Regions from separate parts of the Homo sapiens genome. Here all the other regions are linked to region 1. The links are chromatin contacts, found by Hi-C in ENCODE. All regions are on one chromosome and are shown on one strand. Each heading gives the region's core, a stretch centred on a gene start or an enhancer-like site at or near the end of the contact. The rest is flanking DNA. Distances are from core to core; before and after follow the strand shown.

Region 1 (4,466 bases), core at 1,242-3,741:
TTTGCTTTTCTGAGAGAAGCCGGAACTCTAGATTTTTCACATGAAATTCTAAAAATGTCACAAGCTAATGCCTGCTTTTTTCCCCCCCAGAAACATCAAATTATCTGCAGGCAGGATTGGACCTGTGGGTCATCTGTGTGTGGCCTCAGGATTAAATCTTTCCATGAAGCATCTCCAGGCTTCGAGTTAGGAGGACCTGCCTGATGCTGCCTGCAATCTTGAGTCTCCTGGCAACACAGACACACACACTTCCCACCACAGGAAGCTGTGATGGTTTTTCAGGGCTGGGCCACATGGGTCTCTCCGCCTGTCCACATGGACTTCTGCCCCCAGCCCTCTTCAGGCTGATGCTGGGTCTCCTTGCGCAGAATGCCCATGTGGATGACGGGATGGGATTTGAAAACAAAGGTGTCCCTGGAGCATCCATCCACACCATCCTCCCGACCTGCCTTCCCTGCCCGCAACCACGATCCTTCACCCAGTGCCCAGCCATACCACATCCCTGGCCTCCCCGCCTTTGCACAGGCTGGTCCCTCTGCCTGAATGCACTCCTTCCCCATCTGTTGAATTCTCTATTTCTCCTTACAGCCCCAGATTCATCACCACCTGTTATACGAAGCCTTCCCAATTTCCTAGGCAGGACTTAGCACCCCTGGCTCTGGAATCCCTTCACACCTTGACCTTACCTTGACAACAGCACTGTAGCATGGGACGGCACCAACTGATACCCAAATCAGTCTCCCCACATACACTGGGGCTTGATGGGAATGGAGATGGACTGAACTCTCTTTGCATACTCAAGTTTATGACGGGGCCCATTCATGAGAAAGTGCCCAATGCAGCCGGGCATGGTGGCTCACGCCTATAATCAATCCCAGCACTTTGGGAGGCCGAGGCGGGAGGATCACTTAAGGCCAGCAGTTCAAGACCAGCCTGGTCAACATGCTGTCTCTACTAAAAATACAAAAATTAGCCAGGCATGGTGGTGCATGCTTGTAATCCCAGCTACTCAGGAGGCTGAGGCAGGAGAATCACTTGAACCCGGGAGGCAGAGGTTGCAGTGAGCCGAGATTGCATCACGGCACTCCAGCCTGGGGGACAGAGCGAGACTCTATCTCGAAAGGAAGGAAGAAAGGAAGGAAGGAAGGGAGGGACGGAGGGAAAGACGGAAAGACAGAAAGACGGAAAGACAGAAAGACAAAGACAGAAAGAGAAAGAAAGAGTCCAATGCGTGGTGGTAAAGAAAGGACAATCCAGGCTGTTAAAAGCCTGTCTTGTTACCTAGCTCCCACCTGGACCCACATCTGAACGTAAAAATTGACTCAAGAGAAGAAACCATATAGGTCCTCTTGGGATTTCTGCTGTGACCCTAGAGGCTGGGCCGAGGTCCGCTGAATAGGTAGGGATGACTCAGTGCCTGCTGTCTAGGGTGGCTTTGTGCCGGGCACAAAGAAAGGCGTTCAATGAACATCTGGGGCTGCTGTTACTGTTACTCCCTTGGGTTCTCACAAACACTCTCAGGGTCCGGACACGGTGCTTCTCAGGGACATAAACGCACACCACTGGGCCCAGGTGGCCAGGCTTCCTCCACTCTGGGGAGACACAGGGCCTGGTCACAATATGGAGCTCTACCCTTTGGGCCTCCAGGCAGACACCTCAAGCCCAGGTTACTGGTTTGCCTCTAATAAGCTTGGGAGCTTCTAGAAAATTCTATCAGCACTCCTGGGGGCTCCACACCTGGCTGGCAGCAATCCTAGGAACACTGGGATCTAGAAGCAATTTCTTTTTCTTTTCTTTTTTTTTTGAGACACAATCTTGATCTATCACCCAGGCTGGAGTGCAGTGGCGCAATCTCAGCTCACTGCAACCTCCACCTTCCGGGTTCAAGCAATTCTCCTGCCTCAGCCTCCTGAGTAGCTAAGATTACAGGCGCCTGCCACCACACCCGGCTAATTTTTGTATTTTTGGTAGAGGCAGGGTTTCACCATGTTGGTCAGGCTGGTCTTGAACTCCTGACCTCAAGTGATCTGCCCGCTTTGGCCTCCCAAAGTGCTGGGATTACAGGTGTGAGCCACTGCACCCAGCCTCTAGAGGCGATTTCTAGAGACTCTGGCGTGGGAGGCTTTGTCTTCTGGGCCATTGTCTTCCATCTTCCTCCTCAGCCAGGCTAGTAGATTTGGGCCAACCAGACAGAGTAGGAGGTAAAAGCAGAGAGAACAGAAGGATTCAGGAAGGAACTCGATGCCCAACTCCACCACGGGCTGTGGCCTGGGCAAGAGGCTCCTCCTAGGCCTCGCAGGCCTGAAGCCATTTCCTGGCTGTCTCCATGTTTGCACAGGGGACGGTGCAGAGCTGAGGAAAGTTAAATATAGTCTAGCGTCCCCGCTGAACGGCTCCCTGCATCGGTGCCCGAGAGTGCCACCTTGTGGTCCACTCCTGGCTCCTCTGCGGAATAAAAACCATCTCGAGGGAAGGACGAGATCAAGATGGCCGCCTCAGGAAGCACTTGGGGTTGAGTGAGAGAGAGAGAGCGAGAGAGAGAGAGAGGAGGGAGTGTTTGCACGTGGCTTTCCTCTCAGCGCTGGCCGCTGCCCCATTCCTCCTGGTTGCTAACTCACCACCAAAATGGCTTCCGCAGAAAACTCCAGCAAGGGCCTGAAGTCTGGCCTGGGCCTAAACCCACGCCTTCCAGGCAGCCACTCACCAGGTCAGCCAGGCTGCAAAACTCTTCCAGCCTGAGGAGCATGCCCTCGATGGTCTCCTCCACCTCCTTCGCCTGAAAAAGAGACGATATCCTGGAGATTAGCAAGTGGTTTCCAGGGAGACAAACACCCTTCATTTTTTTTTTTTTTTTAAAGCAAACTAAGTCTTAGGATTATGTGCCCGGTTCCTGCTCGACCCCCTTCCACTGCCTCCTTTGAAAGAGCAATAAACAGGCAGCAGTCCTGGCGCCCATCACGGAGGACTGGTTAAAGCCACCACGGCCTCTCCATTCTATGCAGCTTTCAAAAGAGACAAGATCAACAAATACAGGAAATAACAAAGCTACCCGTATCCTCCACGTTGTACAGATGAGGACACGGAGGCTCAGAGAGGTGGGGTAACCTGCTCAAGATCACACAGTTAACAAACAGCGGGGCAAGGATCCTAATCCAGATGGAGTCCACAACCTCACAGCCTGCTCTAATAAACACAGTGGCCCCGGTGATACCCCGGAGAGGAAAAGCAAGCTGCAGACGGTGTCAGATACAAACCATACCAAAAAAAATGTGTGAGGCGGGCGGATCACCTGAGGTCAGGAGTTTGAGACCAGCCTGACCAACATGGCAGAACCCCGTCTCTACTCAAAATACAAAAATTAGCCGGGCATGGTGGCGTGTGCCTGTAGTCACAGCTACTCCGAGGCTGAGGCAGGAGAATCGCTTGAACCTAGGAGGCGGAGGCTGCAGTGAGCCAAGATTGCACCACTGCACTCTAGCCTGGGCAACAGAGCGAGACTCCGTCTCAAAAAAAAGTACATGTCTTCACAGAGAAAGGCCTGGAATGATATGTGCCAGACTGCTAATAGTTAAGAGATGTGCTTATACTTAAAAAATTTGTTGTTTATCTGAAATTCAAATTCAACCGGGCATCCCATAGTTTCTTTGGAAACCCTATTAACAGGGCTTACTTAGCCCTGGGCAGGAGGAGTTGGGAAAGGGACTCTGACAAGGGAAACTTGAATTTTTTATGTTATGTAAAGGGTCCATGGCCGGGAGCAGTGGCTTATGCCTGTAATCCCAACATTTTGGGAGGCCGAGGCAGGAAGATCACTTAAGTCCAGGAATTCGAGACCAGTCTGGGCAACATGGTGAGACTCCATCCCTTTAAAAAAAAAAAAAAATTAGCCCAGGTGCACTGGCTCACGCCTGTAATCCCAGCACTTTGGGAGGCTGAGGCGGGCAGATCACGAGGTCAGGAGATCGACACCATTCTGGACAATGTGGTGACCCCATCTCTACTAAAAATACAAAAATTAGCCGGGTGTGGTGGCACACACCTGTAGTCCCAGCTACTCAGTAGGCTGAGGCAAGAGAATCGCTTGAACCCGGGAGGCGGAGGCTGCAGTGAGCCAAGGTCACACCACTGCACTCCAGCCTGGGCGACAGAGCGAGATTCCGTCTCAAAAAAAAAAAAAAAAAAAAAAAAAAAAAAATTAGCCAGGCATGGTGGTGCATGTCTGTAGTCCCAGCTACCCAGGAGGCTGAGGCTGCAGTAAGCAGTGATCGCACCACTGCACTCCAGGCTGGGCGACAGAGTGAGAACTTGTCTTTAAAAAAAGAAGAAGAAATAAAACCCAGTCATCAGGCTGGACATTAACATAAATGAGTGAAACAGGCCATCAGGCTTGTGATCTGAGAGGTGCTCATCCAGTCCTCCAGCTGCTGGCCACTAGCTGCCATCAGGAAATGCAGGCCCGGAGCTGC
Region 2 (4,254 bases), core at 539-3,038, 1.0 Mb after region 1:
GCAAGTTGAAGAAGCCACCTCAATTTGCCCAGTTGTTGATCTGGGCATGCCCTACCCTACTTTACAAAATCCCTCTCAGATTTCAAACGGCTCAAATGTCACCTCCTATTACCCCATCTTACCACACCCGAATTTACCCACTCCACTGCGTATGTTCCCACAGCTCTTTCACACTGTGCTGGGATTGTGAACTAGTACAATATTGCTATAATAACTGTTACTGTGACTACAAAAGTTATTATTTTCTGAGCACTGCTTTATTCCAGGAACTAGGTAACACACTACCTCTCATTTAATAGGTATAACATGTCTGATTGGGTATGATTACTTTCCGTTTTTTACTCATGCATAACTAAGGCTCAGGGAGGTTGCAAAACTTCACCAACATCTCAGTTAGTGGCAGAATCAAGCTGAAAACCCAAACTTGAAATCGCTGGGCTATATTGCCTCTTTTATTTTGTGCTGCTGAGGCTGTTTAGTGTCTGGGATGGAGCAGCTGCTCAATAAATAACTGATTACATGAAATGACCCCCACATGGCCAAGAAATATATTTGAAAAGTTATCAGGTGAAGGACTCCAGTATCAATGAAGGGGTTCCTTATTCATCTTCACATACTCATTCCACAAACAGTGATAGGGCATCTACAATCTGCAACAGACTCTGCCCTGCAGGTATGGAGATGACTTTTGGACTTGCCCAAAAGTACCTGGAGGACACAGCCCGTCCTTCCCCATCTCCCCTTGTCCAGCTAACCCCCTTCCTCTCTACACACCAGCCATGCTGCCTGTCACTCAAAAGCACTAAACTCTTTCTTGAGCCAGGCCTTTTGAACCTGATGTTATTTCTCCTATCCCTCATTCTGGTCATTCAAGTTTCTGCTGAATGTCACTTTTTCCTGAGTGGACTCCCCAACCTTAACTCTATTTTGCTTCCTTCAGAACACTTAACCCATTCATGCCAGAGGTTGCAATTTTTAGAACTGCAGACGTGAGAAAAATCAGACCTTGGCGATGACCTTGAGCAGTAGGATATAAATAACTCCCACATGCTTAGCGTTCCAATAATGGAACACTAGGCACAAATAACGTTAATTAATCACGATCTGAAACCACCTTGACTAATTATGGTCTTCTTTTCCCACTAGAATGGAAGCTCCCAGAGAGCGGCTCCTGGTCGGCCTCCTTTCCTACCACCTGCCCAGGGCCTGGAATTGAGTAGATGGCTAACAGTTAATGACTAAATGAAACTTAGTGAAGGAGAAAGACATGAAAACTGATCGTTATACAGGAGGCGACTGGCTACGTAGGAGGTGGGTGTGGAGAACCCGGACGACTTCCTGGAGGAGGCGGAAGAGGGCTCAGTAACCATGAGATTACCGAAAACTGGGAAAGTAAATATGGTTTGTATTTTCCGCAAGACAGCTCTCCGGGCCTGCGCTGGGCAGTAGATTCCCAGCTCGAGGGACCGATCTCCAGGGGAAAGCAAGGCCCACCTGGGCCCAGGCCCGCCCATCCCGCCCTCCTCGTAGGCACCGGCTTGGTCAGTCCTGGCCAACCAGCAAAAGAAGCTCCGCCTTCCGGGGCCGGAGGGCGGCCTGAGGCGCTCGCTGTCACCCGCCGGGGCCCAGCCCCGCCGCCTCCGCCGCCCGGGAAAAAGCCCACTCACTCCTCTTCCGCCATCTTCTCCCCCATCCTGCGGAGCTTCCAGGACCACCGAGTTCGGAGCCGCGGGGCTAGCAGGACCCGCTTTTGCTTCCGGCTTCCGCTGGAGGCGCGGGCGGGCGAGCGGGAGGCGGGGCCTCGGCCGCGCGAGGGCGGCCCTCTGTCCCTCCGTCTCAGTGGCCCGAGGGTGGGAGAAAGCGCGTGGGAGGATTGCTTCTTAGTCTCTCCCGGGGCTTTCGGGACGCTTGTCCGGCCTGGGCCACATGACCACCTGGGACCGAGAGATTCCGGCTTTTCCCCATCACAGGGCGGGGACGTTTTGGGGAAACTCCTCTGAGGTCACTGTGACTCACCCTGAGGGCAAGCAAGCACCCTCCACCCAGTGCCCTCGACTTCGCTGTGCTAAAAGAGTTTGAAAAAGGATGCCCAGCCTGCAGCCTAAGCGGAGAGACCCCAGGGGGACACTTCCCCACCCGAGCCTTAGTTTCCTTCGGCTGTGGAGAGGAATAACCGCCTGGACTTGGCAGGACTGTGCAGCATTCCATCTGTAAACATGTGTTGAGTTCAGACTATATGCCTAGCGTTAAAAAGGATGCTGATGATCTAGGGGTGGACCATTCATTAAGGGGTTCATTGATTCACCACATGCTTAGTAGATGCTTCTATGTGCCTAGCAGTGACCGGTGGGGTGGGGATGCAGGGAGGAACAAGGTGAGGTGAGAGGGGTAGGTGAGACCCCCATCGGGAGGACTGGGGCTGAGGACTTTGAACTTTATTGGCCGCTTCTGTTGCTACCTCCCTTCCTGATCCAAGGCACTCTATCTCATCTGGATAATTGCAACGGCTCCATTCAGGGTCTCTGACTCACCCCTGTTCCTTACGGACTTCCACACAGCAGCTTAACTCATCACTCCTCTGCTTAGACCCTCCAATGGCTTCCAATCTCCAGAGAAAAAAAAAACGTGGGGAATGTACAGGACTCAATCCTGCCCCCTTTTCCCCTCTGAAGTGTGTGGGAGGGGGGCATGGGGCTCTATATCTCCCCTCCCACACACTTTGACTTTCCACTATTGTCCCAGACTCACCAGGAATACTTCCACCGTTGCACTTACTGAGCCTTTATCTAGAATGCTCTTCTTCTGGGTAGCTCTTTGGCTCCCACCTCTCCTACGTTTGGCCTTTTATTTAACCCTTATCTTGTGTGTTAGACCTCCTTGACCACCCTACTTAAAATCCAAGGCCCCCCGCCTTCCCTAAACTATTTTTCCACATGACACCTAACCTACCATATGTTTTACTCATACACTTGTTTGTTAACCATCTCCCTCCATGAGAACGGAAGCTTCATGAATGCAGAAATTTTTGTCTGTTTTGTTCTCCATTTTATCTGCAATGCCTACAACAGTACCTGGCACATAGTAGACACTCAATAATAAATAATCATTGAGTAAATAAATCAGTTAATTCTAGCACACCTAGAAGGGTTTTGAACTGAGAAGTAACCTAAGCTTTGCTGCCTGTTGGGAGTTGACTGGGGATTGGCGAGAGAGAGAGGATGGAAGCCCCAAAGCCAGCAAGGAGGCTTTTGCAATAATCTAGGTGACAGCTGATGGCAGTCTGGATGAAAGTAATACGGTGGAGGTGGCAGGAATGGTTGGACTCCTGGACGCATACTGAAGACAAGGTTTGCTGACGGACTATGGCGTATAAAAGAGGAGTTAAGCATGGTGTCAGGGTTTTGGCCCCGAGGAACTGGGTAGAGAAGAAATCTGGCTCTAACCTTGGGTTCTCCATCCTCTGCAGTCTCTTAAGACTGCTAAAGCTGACTGAGAGAATGTCATCAGGATCCACCAATGTTTATTGAGTAATAATAAACTTGCTTCCTTCCTGCAGGTGTGGTGTTGGGCTATTGTTTCCTTAATTCTTTACATAGCTTTGAGGTAGATACCATCATTATCCACAGACATAGAGAAATCAAGGCACTTGCCTGCGGTCCCACAGCTAGCAAATGACAAGGCTGGGATTCAGGCACAGAGCCAGTGTTTTTAAACCAGTAGCCCTGCTACTCTCCACTGCCTTAATTTCTCTGGCTCTTAAATGGGACTAATAACCTACTCTCCTCCGTTAGCACAGAGCCTGGCGGGAATGACCTGGTCTACAAAGGATTGAGAGTGGGGTTCTCTCTGGCCACACTTGTCAACTGAGGGCTTGAGGCTACCATTTTCTACCAGCACCAATAAACCCCACATGGCTGGAATTCGCCAAGCTGGAAACTCCACATAGCTGGAATTCACTACTCTTCTCTATCCGTTGTCTTGCCTACTGCCCTTGGCCTCCTCTGGGCCTACCACTAACCATGAGGCTGCAGAGAACATTCTCTCATGCCCATGGGTGAGTCTTTGGCTCTTCTCACCTATTCCTGAGAATGAATCTAAAATCCCTGGTCCTTCCCCGAGGAAGGTGAATAAAGCCATTCAACATGCAGTTTCTGGGCTCCAATGCTGTGTCAGGCCGAGAAGGAGGCAGCATAAGGCACCACAAATTCTGGTGCCAGACAGTGCTGGTTCCCAACCCCTCCTCAGGACCTACAG
Region 3 (4,610 bases), core at 1,254-3,753, 1.1 Mb after region 1:
CCCGGTTAATTTTTGTATTTTTTGTAGAGATGGGGTTTCGCCATGTTGACCAGGCTGATCTTGAACTCCTGACCTCAGGTGATCCGCCCACCTTGGCCTCCCAAAGTGCTGGGATTATAGGCATGAGCCACCGTGCCTGGCCTGCACGGTATGATTTTTAAATAGTGAGTACTTCTAAAACAATAATCATTATTTCAGTGATAGCTGAGTTAGTCATGGTCTGATTTTGCCATAATTTTTTTTCCAGACCCTTTTGGTGCATAGATAGGTTGGAGTTTTGCTTTTATAAGTAGCACTGAGATAAACAGTATTGAACACATTTGTTATTTATCCAATTATTTCTTTAGGATGAATACCTGAAAGTAGGAACTACTGGGTTAGAGTATGAACATTTCACTTTGATCTGTATTGCCAACCTCTCTAGAGGTTATATCAATTTGTTTCCATCAACAAGGTGTGGGATACCTGTTCCACCAAAGCCTCTGAATGTTGGTGAGGCTTTGGTAGAACAGGTATCAGTCTTTTGACTCATTTAGACAAGCAGTTTGTAGTGTCAACTTAAAATTTTACGTTACATGTTTGCAAAGGGTTAGAAGAAACTTAGTTGTAGGCAGATAGCAGTTCAGTGTTGAAGAAATTCAACTTTTTGCTATAGAATTGCATTCTTTTAAACCCTCACTCAGTCAGACACCATGATGCATGCCTGTAGTCCCAGCTGCTTGGGAGCTAAGGCATGAAGATCTCTTGAGCTCAGGAATTTGAGACCAGCCTGGGCAACATAGTAAGACCCTGTCTCAAAAAAATAAATCATTACTGTTGTAAAGAACATTGGTAAAACAGAAGGAAAAAAGGTCATCTCACATCACTGTTACTCCCTAACAGCAAAGCAGGTTGGTAAATTTGCCTCAAGTCTGTTTTAGCCTGATACATGTTCTTATTCCTTAGCAATAGTTGTCAAGATATAGCAGAACTTTTTTCATGTTGTTAAAAATGTGATAGTCTATGCTAAATATTATACATAAGGTGTATGGTGATAAGGTTGCATAGTTTTCACTTTTAAAGATGTGTAAGATTCCGTCAAGTTTTGTGTCACAGTTTATGTGCTGTTGTTTTAGTAAGTGAAAGCAAGTTTATTAGAGAAGAAAAGAAACTGGCTACTCCACAGGCAGAGCAGCACTGAGAGCTGCTGGTTGTTGATTTTGAGTTGTTTCCCAAGATTTTGCTTTTAGAAATAATGTAAGTAAAAACTTTGTGCATAGAATAGCCTCATATTTAGGATACTTTGCTAGCTCAGAAGGTATGAGCATTTTTATGGCTATTGTTGAATTTGCAAATAGTTTTCCCAAAGGGTTTATACCAGTCTGCACGAACACCAGCACAGTTGGTGAAGTATCAGTTTCACTATGACCTTTTCTGGCTTATAGCCTTTTTTTTTGTGGTTGCAGAAAAACCAGTATACTTCTACCTTAAAAAAGCAAGGCAACTCCTCCGGCTATCACAGCATCTGTGTGCCAAGCTATAATTCTTTTTTTTTTTTTTTTTGAGGTGGAGTTTCGCTCTTGTTGCCCAGGCTGGAGTGCAATGGCGCGATCTTAGCTCACTGCAACATCCGCCTCCCAGGTTCAAGTGATTCTCCTTTCTCAGCCTCCCGAGTAACTGGGATTACAGGCATGCACCACCATGCTCGGCTGATTTTGTATTTTTAGTAGAGACGGTGTTTCTCCATGTTGGTCAGGTTGGTTGCGAACTCCTGACCTCAGGTGATCCACCTGCCTCAGCCTCCCAAAGTGCTGGGATTACAGGTGTGAGCAACCACGCCCAGCCTATGTAATTCTTTAATAAATAGCTAAATGCCTACTATTTATCAGAAGTTGATGAAGAAAAGAATAAGACTGTCTGTACTCTTAAGGAGCTTACAGTCTATTGGAAGAGAGAGACATGCTCAAATTTGTAGAGGTCATGGATAGAAGTTGGTGTATCAGTTGAGAAAGAGCCCAAAGATAGGTGTAGGCAGTTCTAATCTTGGGGGTGGGATGATACCAGGAAAAGCTAGGAAAGGGACATTAAAGCTTAGTATTGGCTGGGCATGATGGCTCTCACATGTAATCCCAGCAGTTTGGGAGGCTGAGGCAGGAGGATTGCTTGAGCCCAGGAGTTTGAGACCAGCCTGGGCAACAAAGTGAGATTCTACCTCTACAAAAATAAAAAAATTCACCAGATGTGGTGGTGTACGCCTGTGGTCCCAGCTACACAGGAGGCTGAGGCAGGAGGATTGCTTGAGCCAAGGAAGTTGAGGTTGCAGTGAGCTGTGTTTGTGCCACTGCAATCCAGCCTGGGTGACAGGACGAGACACTGTCTAAAAAAAAAGCTTAGTATGAGCGGGTGTCACAAAAGCACGTTCATACAGAGGAGGTGTCAGTGGGGGTGGGAGGCTGGAACCACAAGGCAATTCAGGGACAGGGATTGGTCGGTGGAGTGGGGGCGGTGACGGACAGAGATTAGGACGAGGGGGTGCGGAGGTGAGGGGAGCAGAGCCTTTGTTCTGGTTTCAGTTCCACAGAGGAGTGTGGCAGTGCTGGTCTTGTGCCTCTAGCACATTCCCATCAGCAACATCCGTCATACCCTGACGCCCCCCCCACCCCCACCCATTCTCCGCAGGGTTGTTTTGATAAGTGTACGTGTTCAGTTTCAATGGAACCAGCAAGGTAATTTACAGTTTTCTCCCACCCAAGCTTATACTGAGGTTATGTGGCTGTGCATGTGGATATTGGTACTTCTGAGGGTTGATAACTGGTCATGCTATTAAGAATTTTGGGGGAAGCAAAGCTGAAGCTTAGATCAGTAAAGTACTTACCATAGGCTACCCAGCCATCTAGTATCTGTTTAGACAGCATTTTCATGTCTAATCTTATGTACAGTTTAATAATTTAACAGATGGTAGACTAATAGGTCAGTGGAAATGTTTATAGGGTACTTCATAGCTGTTAATTTTTACCACTTGGATTTTTTTAATAGCTAGGAATAGTAATTAGGGTGAAAAATGAAACCTACGAATGACTTTGTGATTTTTCTGCCTCAAATGAGAAGGATTAGGAAAGCAAAAGTTTCCTCAAATCAATTTTTCCCCCAAAATATTTTTTTGTATTATTTACTTTGTTAATGTGTGTATGTGTCCCCCCTCCTCCCAGTTCTCTTTAAACACTTTTTGTATGAAAATTGTCACACGGTTGCTCCAAAATATTTAAATAGATAAGACAATGGGTGTAAATTTTGCTGCCAAAAATTCCTTGTATCTTAAAAAAGCTGTATTTTCTCTCTTAAATGTATGTTAATGTATGTAATGCATAGTATGAGTATCCAGCATTTTAAGCAGATTTAAAATGGAAAAATTCATGATTCACATTAGAGCTTCAAACTTATAAAATTTGGGGGATGCATTATAGCGTGAGTATTGGCACCCACTCCTGAAGTGGAATATTGGAAGCCTGAAATATATGACATGTTGACAGTAAAGATCCAGGTAATATTGGCCATGCGGGGTGGCTCACACCTATAATCCCAGCACTTTGGGAGGCCAAAGTGTGAGGACTGCTTGAGCCAGGGAGGTTAAGACTGCAGTGAGCCATGATCGTGCCACTGCACTCCAGCCTGAGTGACAGAGCAAGATCCTGTCAAAAACAACAACAGGCCGGGCGCGGTGGCTCACACCTGTAATCCCAGCACTTTGGGAGGCCAAGGCGGGTGGATCACAAGGTCAGGAGATCGAGACCATCCTGGCTGACACAGTGAAACCCCGTCTCTACTAAAAATACAAAAAAAATTAGCCGGGCGAGGTGGCAGGCACCTGTAGTCCCAGCTACTCGGGAGGCTGAGGCAGGAGAATGGCGTGAACCCCTGGGGGGCGCAGCCTGCAGTGAGCTGAGATCGCGCCACTGCACTCCAGCCTGGGTGACAGCGAGAGTCCGTCTCAAAAAAAACAACAACAACACAAGCCAAAAAAAAAAAAACACTTCAAAAAGATCCAAGTAAAAGGAATCAAACAAAGTGTGGGCAGCATAGTAGCTGTGGATTCAGGGGATTGAGCATCTGAGAGGCAGTAGAGCATGTTTGTTAAAAATCTGGACTCTGGAGACAAAGCCTGCTGTGAAATCTTGGCTCCACATGGTCAGATTGCGTATTCAGACCTGAGTTTTTTTCATCTCTAAATTGATGGTAACAACCTGCCTCTCAGTTATTGTGAGGATGAAATGAGATAAAACACAGGCATTTGGAAAGGTGCTGGCACATAAGGACTCAATAAATGCATTATTAGTTGTATAGGAATCCATCTCTTTATAAGCAGAATAAGCAGATTCTTTCTTTACCTGTTGTGCAGAGCAGTGAACACTGATCATCTGCTTGTTTGGGGGTAAGGTTGAATTATTTTTCAGGTTGTGCTTTTTCCACAAAATATTGGTCTAAAAAGATAATGCAGGTTTTGCAGATACTCTAGCATGGCAGAAATCAAACTTCAACATTCCTTTGGCACATTTTGTTTTTCCTTAATTTTTATTGTGTCTTATCTGTGTATTTTGTATATGGGGGAAGGAGAGAGCACTAGCAAGCATGAG

What was found. A loop is a pair of places that touch in the nucleus more often than their neighbours do. Pooled maps may share reads with other maps.
Region 2: a map with no recorded cell type shows a loop between it and region 1 (4-fold over the local background). The contact joins the promoter of SLC9A8 here to the enhancer-like site in region 1. A Hi-C loop is called at or near these places in 3 of 37 single-sample maps with no recorded cell type and 2 of 50 pooled maps.
Region 3: a loop to region 1 is called in a map with no recorded cell type, with 13 times the contacts of the local background. The contact joins two enhancer-like sites. A Hi-C loop is called at or near these places in 3 of 37 single-sample maps with no recorded cell type and 3 of 50 pooled maps.

What each region holds. Positions count from the first base shown.
Region 1 is chr20:50,816,521-50,820,986 of GRCh38, reverse strand. BCAS4 (breast carcinoma amplified sequence 4) reads right to left here. Exons shown (of 5, transcript NM_198799.4): 2 at 2,705-2,776. Among named protein-coding and RNA genes, the nearest start is that of BCAS4, 24 kb to the right of the region's middle. RefSeq lists enhancers at 130-631, 1,615-1,664, 2,152-2,201, 2,212-2,261. Within about 2 kb of position 2,491, at least 22 of the 41 ENCODE cell types and tissues checked have a DNase peak (open chromatin) inside an H3K27ac peak, as active enhancers do.
Region 2 is chr20:49,810,362-49,814,615 of GRCh38, reverse strand. It overlaps SLC9A8 (solute carrier family 9 member A8), which reads right to left and starts at 1,788. Exons shown (of 16, transcript NM_015266.3): 1 at 1,668-1,788. The coding sequence starts at 1,693. RefSeq lists a silencer at 1,540-1,819 and an enhancer at 1,970-2,109.
Region 3 is chr20:49,666,629-49,671,238 of GRCh38, reverse strand. All of the region lies in intron 1 of B4GALT5 (beta-1,4-galactosyltransferase 5), which reads left to right. Among named protein-coding and RNA genes, the nearest start is that of B4GALT5, 45 kb to the left of the region's middle. Within about 2 kb of position 2,503, at least 10 of the 41 ENCODE cell types and tissues checked have a DNase peak (open chromatin) inside an H3K27ac peak, as active enhancers do.